Regions from separate parts of the Homo sapiens genome. Here region 2 is linked to region 1. The links are chromatin contacts, found by Hi-C or POLR2A ChIA-PET in ENCODE. All regions are on one chromosome and are shown on one strand. The core of a region is the stretch at or near the end of the contact, and the rest is flanking DNA. Distances in the headings are between cores, read along the strand shown.

The links. Hi-C counts contacts between places; a loop is a spot of excess contacts on that map. ChIA-PET counts read pairs that join two places held with the same protein, here RNA polymerase II (POLR2A). Pooled maps may share reads with other maps.
Region 2: a pooled map shows a loop between it and region 1 (2.4-fold over the local background). The contact joins two enhancer-like sites. A Hi-C loop is called at or near these places in 1 of 168 maps with a recorded cell type or tissue (naive thymus-derived CD4-positive, alpha-beta T cell) and 9 of 50 pooled maps. POLR2A ChIA-PET finds 5 or more read pairs at or near these places in 2 of 52 experiments (AG04449 and Panc1).

The regions. Positions count from the first base shown.
Region 1 is chr11:83,125,186-83,128,751 of GRCh38, forward strand. No RefSeq gene overlaps it. Among named protein-coding and RNA genes, the nearest start is that of LINC02951, 30 kb to the left of the region's middle. Within about 2 kb of position 1,631, at least 3 of the 41 ENCODE cell types and tissues checked have a DNase peak (open chromatin) inside an H3K27ac peak, as active enhancers do.
Region 2 is chr11:82,958,907-82,962,472 of GRCh38, forward strand. No RefSeq gene overlaps it. Among named protein-coding and RNA genes, the nearest start is that of DDIAS, 59 kb to the left of the region's middle. RefSeq lists an enhancer at 1,813-1,972. Within about 2 kb of position 1,690, at least 6 of the 41 ENCODE cell types and tissues checked have a DNase peak (open chromatin) inside an H3K27ac peak, as active enhancers do.

The DNA.
Region 1 (3,566 bases), core at 381-2,880:
GAGATTATAACAACAGCGGAAGGTGATTATGCAACAAGCACTGGATTCTCCCCTCCATATCTTTATAACTATTAAGGTCTATAATTATGGGGCTTGGCATTAGAACAGATGTGAATTCTGTCTCCAATGCTATACAACCTTAGGCAATTCAACTATCCTCTCTGGGATTTAGCTTCTTTGTCTATAAAAAGTTGATAACATCTATAACAAAAGATGGGAGTTAAATGTGTATAAAGTATATAAGAAACAATCTAACACAGAGTAGATGTAGGGATACTATCTAACATAAAGAGAAATGTGAATTTCCCCTTCCCTTTAGGAGGTTCATTCATTTCTTAGGGGATTTATAATCCAGTGGGAAAAATCAAGATCTACATAAACACTAAACATAATCAAAACTAATTTATTAAGCATGTAGGACATAAAATGTGTCATATACTCCACTAAAGGAATTTTGCAAAGACGGTCTTATTTAATCTTTATAACTGGTACTGTTATAACTTTATTTATATCTTTTTTTTTTTTTTTTTGAGGCAGGATTTTGCTCTGTCACCCAGGCTAGAGTACAATGGAATGATCGTGGCTAATTTTAGCTTCTACCTCCCAGGCTCAAGCAACCCTCCCACCTCAGCCTCCTGAGTATTGGGACCACAGGCCTGCACCATCACGCCTGGCTAATTTTTTGATTTTTTGTAGAGATGGAGTCTCGCTATGTTACCCAGGCTGATCTCAAACTCCTGGGCTGAAGCGATCCTCCCACCTTGGCCTCCCAAAGTGCTGGGATTATAGGCATGAACCACCATGCCCGGCCATAACCCCAGTTTTAGGATGAGGAAACTGACATCCCTATAGGTCCTGTAGTTAGTAAGAGGTACAGCCCATACAATTAGGTACCAGTGTCCATGCTCATAACCAACCACATCATATTGTTCTCACTCATGTCTTACACAGAGTAGGAACTCAATAAATATTTTCTAATATCTCCTCTAATTTCTTTTTCCAAAGCAAAGAATAACCGCCACACATCCCAGAAAAGCACATCTTACCTAGTCTTTGATAAAAACAGTTGGCTGCTTTGCACAGTCTAAAACTCAGATACAGTTTGGTGCAAAGAAAACAGGGAAAAAGACCGGGTGCGGTGGCTCACGCCTGTAATCTCAGCACTTTGAGAGGTGGAGGCGGGCAGATCACAAGGTCAGGAGATCGAGAGCATCCTGGCTAACACAGTGAAACCCTGTCTCTACTAAAAATACAAAAAATTAGCCGGGTGTGGTGGCAGATGCTTGTAGACCCAGCTACTTGGGAGGCTGAGGGAGGAGAATGGCGTGAACCCGGGAGGCAGAGCTTGCAGTGAGCCGAGATTTTGCCACTGCACTCCAGCCTGGGCAACATAGCAAGACTCTGACTCAAAAACAAAGAAATTTGGAAGGGCCAGGAGCGGTGGCTCATGCCTGTAATTCCAGCACTTTGGGAGAGCGAGGCAGGTGGATGATTTGAGGTCAGGAGTTCAAGACCAGCCTGAGGAACATGGTGAAACCCCGTCTCTACTAAAAATACGAAAATTAGCTGGGCAAGGTGGCACATTCCTGTAATCCCTGCTACTTGGGAGGCTGAAGCAGGAGAATCGCTTGAACCCGGGAGGCGGAGGTTGCGGTGAGCTGAGATTGCGCCATTGCAGTCCAGCCTGGGCAACAAGAGTGAAACTACGTCTCAAAAAAAAAAAAAAAAAAATTTGGAAGCACTCTGCGTTCTCAACCAACAATCAGGGGTGTAACTCTGGCAATAACAGTTTCTCTTAGAACATTTAGACTAAGTCTTCAGGACAACAAGTTAGTAGCTCCGATTTGAGGATATGATAATGGGCAGAAAACATTTTGTTCCAGCCAGTCTGTGGCTCTATCCATCAAAATTAATGATACCAAAATACTTTGAAGGTTCAGACTGCTATAAAAAGATGAATTGTAAAAGCCCTGGACCTCAACTGTATTTAACCCTGTTTCAGTATGACTAACATTTCACCCTGCTGGTTAGGTTTTACTGTGAGTGTCCCATTAGCACATTCGAGAATGTGGCTAGGAATAAATTGTTGACACCACTGATGTTGGCGCTCCTTATTCAAACCATTGTGGACACTAACTTTTCTTAAAGTAAAGACAAGGTTTCACCATGTTACTCAGGCTGATCTCAAACTCAGGGCCTCAAGCGATTCTCCTGTCTTGACCTCCCAAAATGCTGAGATCATAGGTGTGACTACCATACCCGGCCATGAATTTATTTATTTATTTATTGAGACAGAGTCTCACTCTGTCACCCAGGCTGGAATGCAGTGGCCCAATCTCAGTTCACTACAAGCTCCGCCTTCCTGGTTCAAGTGATTCTAGTGCCTCAGACACCCAAGTAGCTGGGATTCCAGGGATGCGCCACCCAATCCGGCTAATTTTTGTATTTTCAGTAGAGACAGGGTTTCACCATGTTGGTCAGGCTAGTCTTGAACTCCTGGCCTCAAGTGATCTGCTCGCCTCAGCCTCCCAAAATGCTGGGATTACAGGGGTGAGCCACCATGCCCAGCTGAATTTATATTTTTAAAGAGAACCTATGTGCTATCCAAAAATAAACCTGGAATGATTCCATCTTAAGACATATTTTAAATGAGTAAATTATCCAGTTATAAGATGAAGATCAAGTTTATAGCAAGATAACAAATGGATTCTGAATGCTTATTAATGTAGATATCATCTATTTAGACTTAGAGATAATTTTGACAGGGTTCTGGGTAAGTATACTTTGGCTTAGCAAACCCTTTCTTCTAAACATTAAGTCATAACATGGGGTTCCTGGATATTTAAGGGATCTGTAGAAGTGGTAAAGGAGGTTTCAGAACAAACTTCAACCTCAAATGGGGCTGTCCAGGCTAAGTCATGTGTTAACTTAGGGGCTGTGGTGATCAACTCAGAGTGACAGATTAGCTCTGATGGGCACTCACAAATGTTCTTGACTATTTAAAAAATAATGAAACAATTATGAATTAATATAGCTTTGCTGACAATACTTTTCAAAATTTGGGATCCATGATGGGAAGGATAGGGTCTATGTGTACCAAAAAATGTACTTGATGGTGAAATATTTGTAAATCGCTTTCCCAGAGTATAAATTAATAAAATTTTAAGACCATAGAGGAACATTTAAAATACAGTATGGTTTTGGGAGTGATGTCAGCTAGCTGGCAGAATAGGAGTTTTTAGTGCCTGTCTCCTTGCAGAAACACTAATTTAAACAGCTATCTACATGCAAAAATACTTTCATAAGAGCTAAGGAATTCAGGTAAGAGATGAGAGTATGTAGGTGGAACACAGAAATAAGAAAAGATGCATTAAAGAGGGTAGGAAGGACAGTTTTACATTACCCACATTATCTGTCTTCCAAGCCTTCTGAGGGAGGAAGAGGAGTGAACACCCATTTCACCATGAACCACAGCACCAGGCCCTCCTCATTGAACCCTTGTGGCTGGCTGGTCCCTATGGATCCAGACTCTAGGCCATCCCCTGCATCCCTGGGCTCCAGGCAAG
Region 2 (3,566 bases), core at 440-2,939, 170 kb before region 1:
AATAGCAAAATAGTAAAACAAATATCTGTCAAGATACACAAATAATTTAGTATGCATAGAATATTACTGGAAGAATATAAAAAATGATTTAAAAATTAGAGATAGTGTATATAGTATTTTTATAAATACATAAGTATATTTCATAAGTTTATAATATTTTAAAAACTAGTCACCTTCAAAGCCAAATGTGGTGGAATGCACCCATAATCCCAGCTACCTGGGAGGCTGAGGCAAGAGGATCACTTGAGCTCAGGAGTTTGGAGGCTTGGGCACATAGCAAGACCCTGTCTCCAAAAAAAAAGAAAAAAAAAAACTGAGCCCAGGAGTTCAAGACTGGCCTGGACAAGATGGCAAGACCCCATCTCTACAAAAAATGAAAATGAAAATGTTAGCCAGGCACAATTGCACAAGTCTTTAATCTCAGCTACTTGAGAGGCTGAGGCAGGAGGATCCCTTGAGCCCAAGAGTTCGATATGGCAGTGAGCTATGATCATGCCACTGCACTTCTGCCTGGGTGACAAAATAAGACCTCATCTCTTAAAAAAAACAAGGCAAAACAAAAACCTGACATTTAATATTTTTCACGGTTTTGAACAATTAAAAAAACACTAATCACCTTCAGATAATGATAGAGAACCAATTTATTATGTTGATAACTGGTAAAAAGGGAAAAAAATTAAAAATTTATCTTGCTTTTCTCTCATGAATTGTACCATTGGATAACCAAATAGGTGAAGGGAAGCTCTCTTTATAAAAATATTTTAATTAATGCATTTATTAAATGGTAGAAATGGAATATTACCATTTTGTAACCCCCAACAAATAATGGATGCACTCAATGAGCGTCGATGGTTGCTAACATTCCAAAGAGAGACAAGAAGATATCTGCTTTCTGATGGAAGAAGATACCACTTCCTATAATCTTCCCAAAGGGATTAAACATGAGTATACTCCCTCTGCATCCAGCTGTCAATATGAAAAATATACAACTGACAGAACATGCAGACCTCCACCATAAATATAAAATCAGCAAAATCCAGACTGTGAGAAACTGCAGGTCAAACAGTTCACATTCTTCCACAGATTACTGTAAGGGAGAGAAAGAGATATATACTAAAATTATTTAAAATGTATATTAGTTGTTTTTTTTTTTTGAATGGGCAAGATTAAACTTAAGTGCCTTGAGATACACATTTGGGTGCATCACTTCCTTGATGACTACGAAAGTGAAAATAGCGGTTACTTTGAGGTGGAAAGAAGAGATTCTGGGGTGGCTGGCAAAGTTCTATTTCCTGACACAAATACAAGGGTGTTTATAATAGTTCCATTACATAATACACTTTTTCCGTATTCATGTTTTAGTTCATATTAAAGATGTTTAAAGATCAATTTTTTGAAAAAAAGGAATATGTGCATTATACAGAGGGAAGCAAAAGACTCTAATATGTGGAGCCTCTCCCTCTGAGCCATCTCTTAGATATTTTACATACTTGCTCATTTATTCCTTATAAGTAACCTATGAGGATTGAGGAAAATATTTTTGTAAACTTTGTAAACTGAGTTTACAGAGGTCGAGTAACTTTCTCAAGGCTAAGACCATGTCACTAATAAGTGGCAGAACCAGAGCTCTAATTTTTCCAGTACTCTGCACTGCCACTCATGAGGCTAAAGGAGAATGCTGCATGAACCCTCATCTCTCAAGCTAGACATTTCTCGGTGAAACACCTTCCTTCCTGTTGATCAATGTCTGCCACTACTTGAATAACTTAAGGTCAAGCATAGGTTAGGTATCCTGCAGTGGTTTTCTCTGATCTATCACTTGTTTTTCAGCCTAATTTGTGATGTGATTAGAGAAAGTTGCCTCCAAGGGAGAAACATAAATTCACCTGTAAAAAAAAAAAATCACACCTTTCCTCTAATAAGATCCCTTTATGTGCCAAGCCAAAGTGCATGACCACTTGGCCCTTCCGTACAGCTCCTTCACAGTCTGAAGCATTTTCTGCTAACTAGAGGCACCAGCTGTGCCAAGACAAGCTGTTTGTCCACCCCTTGCCTGCCTTGAGTGGGAAATAATAACATGACATTGTAAAACACAGGGGTGCCCAGCAGCCTTTCATTTGGTGAAAGTAACTGCAAGGGCTCAGAGCTGGGTTAATGGATACAACAGTGCCTGTAATCAGATCCAGGTGCTGTATATACTTGTTATTGATTACGACTTCAATAATTGCAAAATCAACCAACCAAAAGAATCATGAAAAAAATATTATGCAAGATGTCTAAACAGAGGCCCCAAAACCAGCAGTTGCTGGAGAAGTATTTATCACCTTTTTCAAGATCCAAGCTTAGGGTATTGTATGTTTGGCAAAATAGCTATATTTCAGCAGGGCTTAAAGAGATTACTTGTCTCAGGGCTTTCAGTTTGGCCGGTAACAGATGAAGACAGATTGATTGAAAGCATTTGAACAAATATAAACTTGAACAAGCTGAATGGACGTGATTAAGTTAATTAGGGTCGATAAATGCCATTGACAATATCTTACAACTCTTCCTTTATCTTGGAGTATTTCTTTCTTATATAACACAGGCAAGTGGATATGGTGACTCTAATATTAAACCTGTAACTGAGTAGCCATTCAGCCTAATTAACTAGACACCATCTCTCAATGGCCTGCTAGATAATTAACGTTTTATTTTATACATGTAATATTACTCATCATTTACTGTATGCCTATTATGTACCAGACACTATGGCATTTACCCTGTATTTTTTGTTTTTTTAATTTATTTAACTTTTATTTTAAGTTCAGGGGTACTTGTGCAGGTTCTTTACATAGGTAAACTTGTGTCATGGGGGGTTTTTGTACAGATTATTTTGTCACCCAGGTATTAAGCATAGTACCCATTAGTTATTTTTCCTGATCCTCTCCCTCCTCCCACCTTCCACCCCCCAATAGGCCACAGTGTGTGTTGTTCCCCTCTGTGTGTCCATGTGTTCTTATCACTTAGCTCCCACTTATAAGTGGGAACATGCCATATTTGGTTTTCTGTTCCTGCATTAGTTTGTTAAGGATAATGGCCTCCAGCTCCATCCATGTTCCTGCAAAGGACATGACACAATCTCATTCTTTTTTATTTTAAGACAGGGTCTGGCTCTGTCACCCAGGATGGAGTATAGTGGTGCAATCTCAGCTCACTGCAACCTCTGTCTCCTGGATTCAAGTCATCCTCCCACCTCAGCCTCCCAAATAGCTGAAACTACAGGCACATACCACCATGCCCAGCTAGTTGAGCTCATTCTTTTTTATGGCTGCATAGTATTCCTTGGTATACATATACCACATTTTCTTTATGCAGTCTATCATTGATGGGCATTTAGGTTGATTCCATGTCTTTGGTATTGTGAATAGTGTTGCAATGAACATATGCCTGTGTCTTCATAATAGAATGATTTATATTCCTTTGGGTGTATACCCACTAATGGGATTGCTGAGTTGAATAGTATTTCTGTCTTCAGATATTTGAGGACTTGCCACACTATTTTCCACAATCATTGAACTAATTTACAC